2 separate regions of the Homo sapiens genome follow, and region 1 is linked to region 2. A link is a loop called in an ENCODE intact Hi-C map of the cell type or tissue named here. Cell type or tissue: heart left ventricle. All regions are shown on one strand. Links, peaks and the distances in the headings refer to the core of each region. The heading gives the core; the rest is flanking DNA. Region 1 has its middle 38 kb from the start of ASIC2-AS1. Region 2 has its middle 190 kb from the start of ASIC2-AS1.

Region 1 (8,331 bases), core at 43-8,042, 230 kb before region 2:
AGAGATGGAGTTTCACCATGTTGGCCAGGCTGGTCTCAAACTCCTGACCTCAAGTGATCGACCCACCTCGGCCTCCCAAAGTGCTGGGATTACAGGCGCGAGCCATGGCATCTGGCCTTTTGCTGCGTATTAAATTACCCTACACCTTAGCAATTTATAACAAATGGTTTCTGTGGGTCAGGAGTTGGGAGTAGCCTAGCGGAGTGATTCTAGCCGAGGTCTCTTGTGAGGTTGCAGTCAAGATGCCAGCTGGGGGCTGCAGTATTTGAAGACTTAACTGGGGTTGGAGAATCTACTCTGAGGGTCAATGCACACAAGTGAGAGAGCACTCAAGCCAGAGGCCACAGTCTTTTAAAATGCATAATACAGGAAGGGGAACATCACACACCGGGGCCTGTTGTGGGGTTGGGGGAGGGGGGAGGGATAGCATTAGGAGATATACCAAATGTTAAATGACGAGTTAATGGGTGCAGCACACCAACATGGCACATGTATACATATGTAACAAACCTGCACGTTGTGCACATGTACCCTAAAACTTAAAGCATAATAAAAAAATAAAATAAAATACATAATAATCACTTCCTTCATAGGTCGCCTAGACCAAGCCTGTTGCAATGTGGGTGGGAACTACACAAGGAGGAAGAACCATGTGTTGGAGTGTAACGACCGCAGGCTGCATGCTGGGAGCTGGCCTGGAAGTCCAGAGAGGGCACCCAGTCCTGATCCCAGCCTCTGATCATCATCCTCTTGAACACAAATATCTATTTGCCCCTCTGATGTGCAGGAACAGTGCAAGAGATGAGTGTCATCCTGGCCTCTTTTTGATTTTTTTGGAGAAGGGCTAATAGAAAATGTCCTCTTGGCTATCAGTCCTGAGCTCCTCAATAACGCCTGAACTCTGTAGAAATTTGGAAATTGAAACCTAAGAGTAAGCTCTAGAAACAGATACCTCCAGGATGTGAGCTTATTTTTGATAGCCATGGCGTTTGAAGCCAATGGAAGTGCGGGCGAAGGAGAGACTGAGAAATGCTGCCCACGTGGGCTCTGAAAAAGGCTAAGGTTGGTGGAGTCCCAGCCCCTGCATGATGTGGCAGGGGGCAAGGCCAAACTTGCCATCAGCTGGAGCTGACTTCCTGAGGGAGGCAGCAGGTGCAGTGGGCTGGGGCACCATGAGCACTAAGCTCCATCAGATCTGGGTGGGTTCCTTTCCTGCTTCCATTTGCCGTGTGGCCTCCACCAGCTGTTCTCTCCCTGGGGCCTCAGTTTACCCATCCATAAAATGAATTGGTTGGACTGATACACTACTTATGAGGCTTTTAAAAAACAATAGCACCTTCATTTTCCAAATTACACCTTACAACAAATAAAGTGAATACAATGTTACTGCCTCATTACAATATATGAGATAATATTATGAAAGCTAATATGCAAGAATAAATGCTTAGTGTGTTCCTAAAGCTGTTCTTAAATGCTTTGGACACATTAACTGATTTAATCCCACAGTGGCCCTGTGAGATAACTACTCTTTTTTTTTTTTGAGATGGAGTCTCGCTCTGTCACCCAGGCTGGAGTACAGTGGCGTGATCTCGGCTCACTGCAAGCTCCGCCTTCCGGGTTCACGCCATTCTCCTGCCTCAGCCTCCCGAGTAGCTGGGACTACAGGCGCCCGCCACTGCGTCCAGCTAATTTTTTGTATTTTCAGTAGAGACGGGGTTTCACCATGTTGGCCAGGATGGTCTCGATCTCCTGACCTCGTGATCCGCCCGCCTCGGCCTCCCAAAGTGCTGGGATTACAGGCGTGAGCCACCGCGCCGGGCCGATAACTACTCTTTTTAATCATCATCCCATTTTACAGAGGAGGCAGCCACAGCACAGAGAGGTGAAGTAGCTTACCCAAGGTCACACGGCTTGTAAGTGACTTGAACTCATGGAGGGAGGCCATAAGGCCTTGCTCTTGGCCCTTCCGTTATACAAATAGAAGCAGAGCGGCTCTGGTGGAAGTGAGGGAGGAATGCTGGAAGCCGCCCAGCTTGTTACCCTTCTCCTTTCCTCTCTTTCCACTGAGCACCCCCTTAAACACAGTTGGCCTCGGGCTTGTGGGGCAGCTTTTGAGCTCTGACATTTGACGAGCTATGACCCCCGTATTTCTCTACCTAGGCTTTGCAAACACATGCACCTGAACCATCTGGGATGCTTTATTCAAATCTGGATTTCTATGCCACTTTCCAGGTTCATGGGATCAGACTCTCTGGGTAGAGTCCAGGAGTCTCCATGTTAATCAGCGCACAAGTGGGTCTCGGCTCACTGTCATGGAAAAACTGCTGCATTTTGAGCAGGTAGGCAGCTTAATCACCACCACTGGGCTTGGAAAGGACTGGATTTAGCACTTTCCTTAGGGAGGAGGAGGAGGCCTCCTTAAGGAAGGTCTTTTTAAGGAGAGTGGGAATAATCTCTGTGCCCAGGCACTGCTAGACCGTCTGTCAAACTTGACCTCACTTCAGGCCACCCACGCAGGTTGCTGTAACCGAGAGTGAGCCAGGAACTTCAACTGACCAAGAGCAAAGCCTGGGTCGTGGTCACTGTGACATTCCAGGCCACAGTTAATCAGCACATCTGTGAATGCACCAGGTGATTTCAGAACATTTTTTATGCTTCAGAGAGAAAACAATTTTTATGACTGTTCAGTACAGCCCAGGAATCAGAGAAACAAATGCTGTTAAACATTCATGTGTTAATTATTGCCATTCCTTGCTATTCCTACCATCCAAGAGCTGATTATGAGCAGAGGGTATCTTTGCAACGAGAATTCTGGCTTATTGTGGCCCCTCCCCAGGGGCCTCTTTGGCTGTTAGATTTGGGGGAGGGTCATTAATAAATGCATTGTAGTCACAGGGTAATAATCCTGTTGTGATTAGAAGTATAGCTGTTCTACTTGAAGAAACACTGTCCAGGCAGAAAGGAATGAACAAGGATACGGGACAGAAAGACAGGGTCAGTGGGGAAGCATGAAAATCACTCGCGAATTCATTCTTGTGTCTGCACCTGCAGAACATACGCTCTTTGGCCAGTGTTTGTCACAGCTACACCATGCTCTAGCATTTACTCAGAGGAATACCTGGTCCAGTGGTTAACTGGGAGGTTGTATTAATTAGTATGCCTAACTATGTCCAACACACGAGGAGCTGGAAGGATAGTTTGGTGAATGGCCACCTGGGATTAATCACCCAGTCCAGTACAGTCGTATTAATTTGGTGCCCAGCAATGTTCAGCACACAAGGAGCCTCAGGAGGGACAGTTTGGAGAGAGACCACGAGAGGGCGGCAGTGAGCCCACAGTCTGGCTGATCCCCTTACCCACGGACAGGGCCCCTCTTGGGGCTATGAAGGGTGGAGGAGCAAGTGAGCGGCCCCAAAGCTTAAAACTTTATTTGCTTCACAGCAAATGTATCCCTGGGCCTCACCTGTGTTCCTGTCTTGGAGTTCTGAGATAGCAGGGAGTTCTGTTTCTGGGAATCTGCCTCTTCCCCAGGGGGAAATGACAAAGGGTATTTTGAAATTGACATTCAGGCCCTGGGGTTAAGCCTGTGGAACCAGCAGGCTAGGGGATGCTTGCCTCACCTGCCTGGGTGTGTGGGTGCTGGAATCATGTTGGACTACTTTGGAAAAGCAAAAACTTCGAAGAGAAGGTACTGATGTTGGCATTGCTGGCTTATGGCAGCCAGGAGTCTGAATAATAATAATTATTATTATTATTTCATAACAGGCAGGCAGGAATTCTACAGACAAGGTTCAATAACCTCAAGGCAGTCTCGTGGCGAACTGGCAGATTAGGTCTCGGGACTTGGGACTCAGGCTGGGCTGGGTCCACACAGCACTTTGCCTCTTGCGGGAGAAGTAGCAAATAAAGGCCTCTGGAGCTGGGTAAGCAGGGGCTCAACACTGTCGTCGGCCAAGGGGTATCTTTTGAAGGATGCAAATTAGCTGAAATTGAATGAATTATTTGGCTCTGCAGGGGGAGGTGGGAGGTAAAGAGGGCCCCTGGATAATGCGCCTGCCACTCGGGGCCAGCCTTGCTGACAGTTATTCACTCTGAGTGTGGCACACAGGGACACAAGAGGTACAGCAGCCATGGTGACTGTAGGGCAGGGATGGCCCAGTTCTGATGCGGCCAACGCCCCCGAAGTCCTGGAGACAGAAGTAGCCACATGACCAAGGAGTCAGTCTCTCCCAGTGGGTACACAGAGCAGGGTGCACAGCCCAGCTGGGGTCCCGTGAGAGCCTGCTGAGAGTCTGGCAGAGATGGGCAAGGAAGATGTTGGATCCGACTGGCAGAGCTGGAGGGACTGTTGAGAATCTTCTAGTCTACAGTGCGGGTGGATTTGAGTTCTGGGAGGGGAAGGAATTGCTCAAGTCACGTAACCTGATGGCACTGCTAGGACTGGAGCCCAGCATTCATGCCCCACGGTCATCATCTACCCTCAAAGGCCATACCTTGCAAAACCTCATCCCCGCTCCTCAGAACCCTGATGTGGGGCCTCTGAAGACACCTGACAAGAGGGGACCCAGGCTGTTCCTCTGGGTGTGCATGGCAGGCAGGCCCCTTCCCCCATCACCTGGCACCTAGGCGGGCAGGGAGGCCCTCTGGCAACTGCGGGCAGTGTGGTTCAGCCAGGGCTAGGGGGCCCTCTGCTGGGCAGCCGCTGCCTGGCCTATGGGATAGCTGAGCAAAGCCAGCTGGCTGGGTGGGTTCCGGGGCTGCATAGAGGAGCATCCTGTCAGGAAGGGTCAGGGATGGCAAAATTCTGACCCATGGCACTTCTTTGTCAGTCCCCCCACTCCTTCCTGTCACTGCTGTCCCTACCAGGCAGCCTTGTGCCCTCTGCTCAGTACCCCCTCGTGGGCTCCCCACCAGCCCCCCAAACCTCCAGTCCTATCTGCTCCCCATTCTAGCTCCTGCTAATATGATATTGAATCTTAAAGGGTCAATGAATTATTTCCCCCGTTCCTGAAGGCCTACATTTGCAGAGCATTCGGACTCCTCTGAGAAACCGAGTCTTCCCTGCAGGAGTGAGCTGAAGGCCCACCGGCTCCTGCTGTGGGCTGAGGCCCACCTGTGGGGGGCCCTGAGGTGTCTTTGTAGGGGCAGCGGCTTGGCAGTAGTTCTGACCATGGTTGGAATCCTGCCCCTTTCTAGTTCTTTGACTTTGAGCAACTCACTAAACTTCTCTGACCCTCTGTTTCCTCATCTGTGAAATAGGAACAGTAATTCCCGTCTCCCAGAATTGCCTTGGGTGCTAAGTGAGAGGACGCAGTAAAGAGTCCCTCACAGGACTCAGTGACTATCAGTTTCTTTCATTGAGATTTTCAGTTTTCTCATCTGTGGAATAAGAATTCTTGTCTGCCCTAGATTATAACTTTGAAAATCCAAGTGTTTTGAAAATCCAAGTGTTAGTTTTATTTGCGGTGCCATGAATTCCCACAAGAACAGACACACGAGAGCGCCACCTCCAGTGCAGACACAGACACTGAAGCCGTGTGGCATCGCAATATCCCTGAAAACTGCCTCCCGCTCTGCACCGTGCAGTCCTGGGGCTGCCCAGAACAAAGGCCAGGGCAACCCCTGGCTCCCCCTACCCCACCCACCGCAAGCCCAAGAGAGATCAGCACATGATCAAGCCAGGTTGCAGGAAGGAAAGTGATCTACACAGCAAGTGGGTGACAAGAAGTGTCAGGACACCCATCTTCTGAGCTGGGCCTCAATCTTCTTTTTGCAGATTCTTCTGTCTTAAGGAAAAGACCCTTCTCTTTTCTCTTCGTTCTGTGATGAAGGACCCTAGTTCTGAGGTCAAATTCCAGCAATGGACTCACTGTCTTTGTCATCTTGGTAAAGTACTCAGCCCCTCTGAAACTTTGTTTCTTGATTTCTAAAATGAGGATCACAAAGCCATCTTTATTTTTTATGTATTTACTTTTTGAGATGGAGTCTCACTCTGTTGCCCAGGCTGGAGTGCAGTGACACCATCTGGGCTCACTGCAACCTCCTACTCCCAGATTTAAGCAATTCTCGTGCCTCAGCCTCCCGAGTAGCTGGAATTACAGGCACCTACCACCACATCCAGCTAATTGTTTTGTATTTATAGTAGAGATGGAGTTTCACCATATTGCCCAGGCTAGTCTCGAACTCCTGGCCTCAAGTGATCCACCCACCGGGACTCCCAAAGTACTGGGATTGCAGGCGTGAACCACTGTGCCCGGCTAGGATCATAAAACCTCCTGCAGAGGGTTGCTTAGAGGTTTAAGTAGCATAATGCATTCCTGGCTCCTAGCACAGGGCTTGGCTTCTGGCAGGTTCCCCTTCCCATGTGAACACTGACTCAGAAAATGACACTTTCCCGTTGTTATAAATAATCTCGAAGACACCCAGTTCTGTGCTCTGTCTCTGTGCTTGGAAAGGCCCTCTGTGCTCACTCTACCAACTAGTCATCTACTCACGGCTGATGTAGCTCCAGGGAGGGGAAGCTCACCCTTCACTGGGCTGCAATCTCAGAACAGCTGGGACGGAGGGGAAGTTCCTGCTCTCATGATGTAAGTGCTGTCTCCATGCAGTTCTCATCCATAGCATAGCCTCAGGAAATTGATCTAATCTTGCTCTAAATCAACTCTTCGGATGACCCCTGGGCCTTCTTGTCTCTTTCAGTCATACACTCAGGGGTCAGCCTCAACCTTCTCCAGCTCCTCTCAGCTTTGAGCAGGTATCTTTCACTTTCAGGAGCAACTCAGCATGCCCCTGGGCCAATGCTGGTGTCCTAGTCTGGCTGGGCTCAGGAGTTTCTCTCACCATCCCCAGGCTCAGCCTCTGAGATTCTGCCCAGTTCTTGCTAATCCCTGCCTCCAAATTCTTTGCCCTCCAGTCAGAATGTGCTGATATACCGTTGTTGGGTTCCTTATATAGAGACACTGTGCATAGAATCCCCTTTTTAGCCTTCCCAGTACATCGTCAGGGTAAGTATTATTATTCCCATTTCACAGAGGAGGAAATGAAGCCTCTGAGAGATTGGCTGACTTGCCCAAGATTGCATAGCCAGCAAATTGTGAACCAGAAGTGGGAGCTTGGTCTCTTTGATTGGAGTTGAGAGAATGAGTTCTCCCCATACAGGTATGATGGAAATGAGAATTTATGTAAAACAAGAAAGGTGGTCTTTTACCAGTATTGTTTCTGTATGTTCTGGGTGAAGTGTAGACTCATTCGGAGGTGTGCACTGGGAGGGGGTGTCACAGCTTGTTAGGTGTATATGCATATGGCTAACGAGGATGGTGGGGAGGTGCTGGCTTGGTGTGGCAGCTTAGCTGAGTTGGGTCATGCTGCTGCTCACGAGAATGAGGTCCCCAGTTTGAGTCCCTCCACCTCCATCCACTCACCTGCCTCCCAAGTGTTATTTATTTGTTTGTTTATTTAGAGACAGGGTCTCATTATGTTGCCCAGACTGGCCTTGAACTCTTGTCCTCAAGTGATCCTCCTGCCTCAGCCTCCCAAGTAGTAGAGACTACAGGTGCACATTACAGCGCTGGGCTTCCTCCCAGATGTATTTAACTTAGTCATAAGTGAGTCCAGCTGAGAGTGTAGACAGTGCCTAGGGAGCCCAGCAGCTCCCTTGGGAATGTGATTCCAGGGCACAGGAAAGGCCAAAGGTCCTTGTGACCCTCAAAGTCTATCTTCATTATACCTACAATATGAATCCCAGTCTCTTCTGTTCCCCCATCACCGATACCTGTGTCATTCCTGTCTCTGTGCTCTTATTCTTGACGTTCCCTCTACTTGGGCTGCCTTCCCCTCACTGAGTCCTGTAGTCAGCCTCAGTCATGTGCATGGAACAGGAGGGCATGCTGGCTGAGTTGTGTGCCTACATGGCTAGACTGCGCAACACTTCCTAGCATTCCCTGCCACCAGGTCTTTCTGAGTAGGGCGGACACGAGAGAGTCATGTGGGAGGTGTGGAGGGCAGAGTGAAGCAGCCCCTTTGTAGCTCACATATCTTGTCGCTTAGCTGCTGGCTGTTTGTGTGAGGCTACCACTCCACCACCCCTTGGAAATATCTACAGCTTCTCTGCCTCCTGGCCAGATGAGTGAGCTTTGTTCTGTGATGAAGGACCCTATCTTCTGCAGGAAACCCTCACCGTCAAGGTCAGAGCAATAAAACTGACAGGGGTCTTAGTCCAACCTGGTGTAATTCCAGCTCGGGCTCACGGGTTCTGGCTTATCCTTGTTATCCCTCACTTTATCTCCATCTTCCCCTCCCTACCTCCTGCCTTGCAGACATGGAGATCCAGCA
Region 2 (8,331 bases), core at 32-8,031:
ATTTCCATTTCAGAGATGAGGAAGTCAAGGCTTGCGAAGGTTAAGCGACTTGCTAGAGAGCGCACGCCTTGAATGTAACAGAGTTGAGCTTTGAGCCCACTCAATCTAACTGCAAAGCCCACCCTTCTGCCGGCCACACTCTCTGGGCAGTTCCTCTCATCTCTTGCCCTCCTAGCCACCTGCCTCCTTAAGCACCCGCCTCCTGGTGCCTGCTTCCCTGATTCCTTGCAGCTTTCCCTGAGCACTCTTGGGCTTCTCCCATGCAAACTGCCACCTCCCAGGTCTGGAGATGTGGAATCTTGAACCCCAAACTCTGGTCCTTTCACCTCTTCCATCCTTCAGTGCAGGGGCTTGGCCTGCATCCAGAGCAGTTTATGGAAACTCCTTTGGCCTCAGATTTAGCCTCTGCAAGAGGAGACACAGTACAGTCCTTCCTCACAGGGCATTCGGGAGAAAGAAGTCCTGAGAAATAATGGTGCATTATTTAAAAGCAGGGCTTCCTGATAGGAAAGAAAAAACAGAAACCCAGACCCCAATTCACTAACTCATCATGGGTAGGGTGGAAGTGGCAGGATACTGCCCCTCCTGGTCTCTGCCTCCCTGTCTACAAAATGAGATGGCACGGTGGTGGCCTGGGGATTCCTTCCACCTCCCACCTTCTGGGCCACATGAGAATAGAAGCTGCCCTCATGATCTCTGAGCTGCCTTACGGCTCTAGAACTCCAGGATGATAAATATATAAGGCTTCATAATGTCCTTTCTTCCTTCGTGTGCCTCTTAAGTGATTAGTGTAATACTCTGTACACAATAGACTTTTAATTATTATCTGTGGAACGCATGCATGCGAGAGCCACGCAGGAGCTCAAATGGGAAGGAACTGAAGTCCCATGGGACAACAGTCCACGGAAACATCTCCCCAGCCTTCTTTTCAAGGGGAACACAGGACACGTGTCTGCAGCATGGCCCTGGGCTCAGGGGGCCCTCGGCACAGCCTAAGAACACTTGGCTGCCCCTCCAGAGGTGAGAGGAGAGCAAGCTGGCTCCTGCTCTCCTTTCTTCCTTTCCCTCCTGGGCAGGGGAGCAGGAAGGTGAAGCAGCACCACCTAGGAGAGAACCGGGTTGGGGTGCAAGAGCACAGCTTCCTCTGGAGCTCTGGCAGGAAGGGTGGTGTGTGATTCTCCCTCCTGGAGGCCTTTCTGTCATGCATGCTTCAGGACCCTTTCCCTCCCTTTCCCCCTACCCCAGGGAAACAAGACCCCTCTCCTTCTCCAGCTGCTCCCCCAACCCCAAGACCCCATCTTTGCTTGGTAGGACTCACTTCCTCTACTGGGAGGAGAGCGGCGAGGCGTTCTCTCTGTGGAGCACAGGAGTGCTGTCTAAGAGTGCAGGTGGGGGCTCCTCGGACCGTGTGGGAGGGGCGCTTTCACCAGTCCAGCCCCTGTTCCTCTCCTCTACTCCTGTGGGCCTGGGGGTCTCTCACATGGATCTCACTATTGAAGGGGAACTTCTTAGTGGTCCCAACCTTAGCACCAGTTTCATGCACAGATCCTGAGCTGGCTGTCCCCATCTGGACCGCCCTCTCCATGGCTCCCTCCCACACCTCAGAGCTGTCACTTGGTGGGCTTGTCATGCCCACCAGACTGTTACTTATGGGAGGAGAGGACGACTGCCTCTCTTACAGCTTGCCCCGGCCTGACACAGCCTCCAGTCAACACCCACTTCACCGTCAGCCCTGCCTGCTCTCCAATTTGGTCTCTGTCATGCTCAGGCCTGTTCTATTTCTAAGTCCGTCCAAAGCCAGTGTGGATTGGAGAAAGAGGGTTATTGGCAGGTACAGGATTGGGGGGCCCAGCTTTGTGTGCCTTGAAATGTCCCATGCTGCCAACTCCAAGGCTGTGCTGCCAGTGAGCCTCAGGAGTGCCCGAGTCTCCCCCCATGCCATCTTCTGCCAGGCGGGACCTCAGTTAGGGACCAGCTGTGGGGACCAGCCTCCCTCTTTGATCTAAATATCCACTTTCCAGTTTTTCATGCAGTTCCTCACTTCCTTCCTCTACTCCTGTCCATTGCATATCTATTCTGTGCCAGCCACTCCGCTAGGTGTAGGGAATGTTGTTGTGATGTGTGGGTGTGCAGGGTCCCTGAGGGAGAAACTGAGGTTCAAGGAGGTCAGGTGAGGGGTGAGCAGATGTGGTGGAGTCAGAAGACCCAGAGAGCCCTTGTCCCACTCTGCAGAAGACTATCCAGGACCCTGGGCAACCCCTTCCTCTTTCCTGGACTTTGGTTCCTCATCCTTAAATGAACAGATTGCAAGGAACTGAGGGGGAAACGGTGGTTCCTGAGGTTTGGTAGACTGATGAAGACTGGATGCTCTTCTCAGATGAGCTCATGTGCACGATATTGTGCAAAATAAATTCAGTGCACTCAGGAGGCCCTGGAGCCTGGGGTGAGATGCTCGCTAGGAACCTTTACATTCCAGAAATAACTTAGTGCCTAGGGCCCAGTGGTTAATAACTCCAAGATGACTTAGTGCCGAGGGCCCTACATTTAATAACAGGACTTAGTGCCCAAGACCCTACAGTTAATAACTCCGAACAGTGCCCATGACCTGCACCCTATGTGGAGTGCACCCGGATGTCAGAGTTTGTTTTTCTGTTTATAATGCTTTGTTTGTTTTGTTTTGATCTAAGATCATTGAGACATCAGGCATTGTCTGATTGGGCTAGGGACTCAGCAGGGCTGATCTGTGATTTCTGGAGTCTTCAGAGAAAGCTTCCTGTATGTTTTCCTTCCTACTTACACCCAACCAGAAGCTTAAGGCAGCTGGGGATGGGGAGAAGGGGGTGATTCATCTTTCTAATAAAACACATCCATCCAGTTTCCTGGGGAAACACATTGGAGAGATCCCCAGGCAAGACTCAGGGAAATAAAGTAATAATGTTATCAGTCTTCACAGAGCTATTTAAATACAGATTGGGTTGCTGGGAGATGAAAGGGGGCCCCTTTTGTTATGAAAATGAAGGGAGATGGGAGGGTTGAGTTTGTGTTTTGATATGTTAATCAGCTTGGAAGCCACCCAGGGTAGGGACGGGTGGGGAGGCTGAGTTGCCTGGCATATTTATTTGTTCAGTTTAATTTAACAGCTAGGCTACAACTGGGCTGCAGTCGGGATTGTGTAAAGATGATTACAGCCCTATCATTAATCAGATGCCTGCAGGAGACGGCTCATAGCTTGCTGCTACCTTGGCTGCATACAGATCTGCAGCCGCCCTGACACGGCACCAATGTGGTCTCATTCCGCCATCTAGTGGCACTGCCAGGAATTGTTCTGGGAAAGTCAGAAAAACAAAGTATTTTGGTTTCTTTTTAAATGATGCGGCCACCTTCTAGAATAAACAGAAACTGCTGCTGTTTCTGAAGAGATAAGATATAGAAAGGTCTTTGGAAATTAAGTGACCAGTCTTCCCTTTTTACCGATGCTGAATTTGAGGTCTGAGACAGTAATTTTTTCAAGGACATAGTTTTTTTTTTATTGCGACTAGAATTTTGAATTCCAAATCCATTGATTTTCCTAACATACCAATGTATATAAACACGGATACGTCTCCATCCCTCACGCTTTCATCCATTCTGTTTTTCAACTCTTCTGTATAACGTTTTGGTTTACTTTTTCTTTCCTTTGGATTCAGATCCCGATTTCATTTAATTCTAGTTTCCCCTGCTCCCTGCATAGAATGACTTAGAGTCCAATTAAGAAACAATTACTCCAGCTGATGGAGGGTCAGGGGAGCTGCAACAGCAAAGAATGAACTGTCCTGTAGAACTGGTAGACTTAGGGGGCAGACCGGGTGTGCTGAGAGGCAGCGGGAGGCTGGGAGGGAATGCTAGGCTTTGGAGCTTTCCTCAGCCCAGCTTAGGGAAGCCGGGGGTGGGGGTGAGGGGTGGGGTGGGGGTGGGGAAGATTATACTTTGGTTTTACTCTTGTTAAAGATGTCCTTCTGTTAACATCCCACATTTGTCGTCTAAGCACCACCTGACAGAGCAGGCACTGGGAAGGAGTGAAGAGCAAGGCAAGTCCCTGCCCTCTAGAAGGTTGCAGTCTGGGTAGAGACTGACCCAGGAACACATACACAGAGTAGGGTCATTTTTCCAAGAGTAGACTCAGCTGGTGGCCCTCTGAGAGTCGGCCCTTTCAAACAGAAATTTAAAAAAATATTAAAATTAAGATAAAAAAGAGTTTCACTTTTTCCTCCATACCTCTCAGAGGAAATTAAAATGAATCTAATTTATAACCTTAGCACCACTTCTTCTAACCCCTTTCTCTCCACCTCAATCATTCCCATACTCTACACTCTGAACGCTTTCATTAGCAAAAAAAAGTCAAAAGGTGGGGTGGTTAGAAGAATGAAAAGACAAGCCACAGACTGGAAGAAAACATTTACAAAGCACATATCTGAAAAAGGAATTATATCCAAAATATACAAAGAACTCTTAAAATTCAATACTAGCAACATAAGCAACCCAATTAAAAAATGGGCCAATGATCTTAACAGACATCTCACCGAAGAAAAGATATATGTATTTATGACTCTTTCATGTCTTTTGGGGACTGGATAGACCATTTCCTTTTATCATTGAATAATATCCATGGTATGGGTCTACATAGATGGCAGATAAGTATACAAAAAGATGCTCCACATCAATGTCATTAAGGAACTGCAACTTACAACAAGAGTGAGATGCCACATACACCTCTGACAATGGCTAAAATCCAAAACACTGACATCACCAGATGCTGGTGAGGAGGTGGAGCAACAGCAACTCCCATTCATTGCTGGTGGGAATACACAATGTTGCAGCCACTTTGGAAGAAAGTTTGGCAGTTCCTTATGGAATCAAACATATTCTTACCATATAATCCAGCAATCAAGCTCCTAGGTATTTCCCCAAACAAGTTAAAAACATACATCCACACAAAAACCTGCACACAAATGTTTATAGCAATGTTATTTATAATTGCCAAAGAACTGGAAACAATGGAAGCAATCAAGATGTCCTTTAATAGGTGGATGAATACACTGTGGTACATCCAGACAATGGAATATTATTCAGTGATATAAAGAAATTGGTTGTCAAGCCATAGAAAGACATGGAGAATCCTAAATATGTATTGCTAAGTGAAAGAAATCCATCTACAAAAGCTACATACCGTATGATTCCAGCTATATGACATTCTGGAAAAGGCAAAACTATGGAGACAGTAAGAAAATCAGTGGTTGCCATGGATTGGGGGAAGAAAAGGAGGGAAGAAGGGGTGAAGCTTGGGGGTGGGAGTCTTTTTGGCCAGTGAAACTATCCTGTATGATACTGTAGTAGTGGACACACGTCATCATACATTTGTCAAAACCCATAGAATTGTATAACACAAAGAATGAACCCTAATGTAAACAATGGACTTTAGTTAGTAATGTGAAAAGAAAAACTTCAGCTGAATTAAATTTAAAGGAGTTTAATTGAGCAATGAACAATTCGTGAATGGGGCAACCCCTAGAATCACAGCAGCTTCAGAGAGACTCCAGTGCAGCCGTGTGGTGGAGGAAGATTCATACACACAAAAAAGGGAAGTGACGTAAGGAAATCGGAAGTGAGATACAGAAACAACTGGATTGGTTACAGCTCATCCTTTGCCTTATTTGAACACGGTTTGAACACTTGGCGGTGTATGAGTGGTTTGAAGTATGGCTACTGGGATTGGCCAAGACTCAGCTATTGTTACAGGTGCATACTCCTAAATTAGGTTACAGTTCATCCACGAGGTCTCAAATATAGAAGTACAGAGTCCTTCTCAGGCCATATTTAGGTCACTTTAACAGTAACAATGTATCAATATTGGCTCATCAATTGTAACAGATATATCACACTAATGCCTGTTGTTAATAACAGGGGAAACTGCAGCTGCCGGAAGAGAGCGTACATAGGAACACTCTATACTTTCTGCTCCATGTTTCTATGCACCTAAAACTGCTCTAAAAATCAATTTTAAAAACAAAAAATAAAAAGATGGGTGGGAAGGGGTACTGATTCCCTTCCTCCACCCCAGCCTCCCTGCACCACCTCTCTATCCCTGTTCTTTATGGGGTAGGTTGTCTGAATCTCTCCCTTGCATGTCCCTCCCCTCTTCTCTCACCTTTGAGAATCAACTCTTCTCAGCCCATCTTCAGATTCTGCTCCTAAAACATCAGGGATGATGGTGGGGGGAGGGGTGGAGAGTCCATCCGAGTTGGCAGGTGGCGTTCCTTCTGGTTAGAGGGGTTATGCATATTCATTGTGAGAAGGTTCCCAGCATCTGGGCTCCGGATGTCACACAGACACTCCGATAAAGCTATGGACATACCCTAAGGCCTCCTAGCTCTAAGCAGGCCCAGCAGCTCAGAGGTCACCCCTGAGCTCCTGGGGGCTTCCTGCTCCTGGGAGCAGCTAATTGTTTATGCATCTCTCTCCCTGGGTAAACTGCAAACTCTGAAAGGTGAAGACTACATCTAATTCATGCTGTTGTTCCTTCTCAGCATAACTCTAGCATCTAAGGCAGAGTATATGCTCAAACTTCAATTATCAAATAAATGTGTTGATGGGTTTAGTATATGTGTTAAAGAACAGTTCCCTATAGGCTGGTGCGGTGGCTCACGCCTGTAATCCCAGCACTTTGGGAGGCCGAGGCGGGCAGATCACGAGGTCAGGAGATCGAGACCATCCTGGCCAACATGGTGAAACCCCATCTCTACTAAAAATACAAAAAAAGTTAGCCAGGCATGGTGGCGGGCACCTGTGGTCCCAGCTACTCAGGAGGCTGAGGCAGGAGAATGGTGTGAACCTGGGAGGCAGAGCTTGCAGTGAGCCAAGATCGCACCACTGCACTCCAGCCTGGGCAACAGAGCGAGACTCCATCTCAAAAAAAAAAAAAAAAAAAAAAGAACAGTTCCCTATAGACAGTGAGAATGTTGCCTTGTATAACAAAAAGGACTTTGCTGATGGGATTAAGTTAAAGATTTTTGAGCTGACGGGATTATTCTGGATTATTCAGGTCAGGTCAAGGTCATCAAAAGTGTCCTTATGAGAGGGCAGAGGAAGGCAGGGGGACATTTGACTACAGAAAAGGAGAGGACAATGTGAAGAAGAGATCAGGGTGAGGTGGCCACAAGCCAAGGAATGCTGGCAGCCACCAAAAAGCTGTAAGAGGCAAGCAAATGGATTCTCTTCAAAACTTCTGTGTGGAGCACGACCCTGCTGTTACCTTGGTTTCAGCCCAGTGAAACCCATTTCCAATTTCTGACGTCTAGAGCCATAAGACCCTATGTCTGTGTTGTGTTAAAGCCTCTCAGTTCCTGATGTGTTACAATAGCAACAGGAAACGAATACAGCATCATTCACTGGAGATGTTTCCTTCCTGGTTTGGTTTATCTTTCTGAGTCTCTCTTTGGGATGTCACTAAGCTCATAGGCTTATGCTAAGCAGAAACCTGCTCTTAGAGATGAATGATACATTTGAATGGACATCATTGGAGACTGAATGCTTTAGTTGATCATTTAACACCCTTCATTGGGTAACAAAATCTACCAAACACTGTGCTCTGTTTGGGACATACTGAAAGGGAAATTAGTTCTTGGTCTTCAAGGAGTTTGCAGGAGAACAGGGAGGCAGTCATGTAATGAAGAAATACTAGATCTAACGTGACGTAAGAGTGTGCAAACATAAACACGCAGGATACAGAGGGGACCAAAGGAAGAGGTGACCCACTGGGTGAAGAAGGCATCAGAGGATATTTACAGAGGAGATGTTGCAGCAGCTGAGCCTTCACAGGCAAGTTAGGTGCACGAGGAGGGCAGAGAGGGCCCCTGTGATGTGCAGGGTGACCCCCTCAACATGGTGATGGATGATAAGCAGGGTGGGGAAGGGAGTGGGCATCATGACCGGGAACATTTGCTCCAATCTTGCTAAGCGCATGTGTGCATGGTCAGTACACCCAGCCGGCAGCTCTGCTTCCCGTTTTCCCTGTAATTGAACATTGCACCCCAATACTCTATCAGCATGATCTGAACAGGCTTGATCAATGAACAAGACAACCTTCAAATGGACCAACAGGATAAGTGGCATGGCCTTCAGCCAGCCAGGGCACCTGACCACAGGTCATCAATGTCTCCCCAGAGCCTTTGGACTGCTGACCACTGACCTATTCAATGCCAGCCTTGGCTCTGAGACAGCTGCTGACAGAGTCACCTGCAGGACTTTCCAAACACCAGCCCCTCAGATGGCAAGTGCAGCTCAGGTGTCTTTATG

What was found. Hi-C counts contacts between places; a loop is a spot of excess contacts. Peaks named below come from ENCODE experiments on the same cell type or tissue, not always from the same donor. Only the 100,000 strongest peaks of a DNase experiment are listed, where the experiment ranks them.
Region 1: it touches region 2 in a loop (3-fold over the local background); 21 of 110 quality-filtered maps call a loop at or near these places.

What each region holds. Positions count from the first base shown.
Region 1 is chr17:33,517,299-33,525,629 of GRCh38, forward strand. It overlaps a transcript of ASIC2 not described here. Among named protein-coding and RNA genes, the nearest start is that of ASIC2-AS1, 38 kb to the right of the region's middle. In heart left ventricle, for the core only: CTCF peaks have their summits at 3,318 (motif pointing right), 4,682 (motif pointing left) and 4,881 (motif pointing left); DNase peaks (open chromatin) are centred at 3,343 and 4,640; H3K27me3 peaks cover 447 bases.
Region 2 is chr17:33,748,013-33,756,343 of GRCh38, forward strand. It overlaps a transcript of ASIC2 not described here. Among named protein-coding and RNA genes, the nearest start is that of ASIC2-AS1, 190 kb to the left of the region's middle. RefSeq lists enhancers at 2,330-2,869, 2,488-3,646, 2,870-3,407. In heart left ventricle, for the core only: a CTCF peak has its summit at 3,303 (motif pointing left); a DNase peak (open chromatin) is centred at 3,269; H3K4me3 peaks cover 362 bases; H3K27me3 peaks cover 3,163 bases.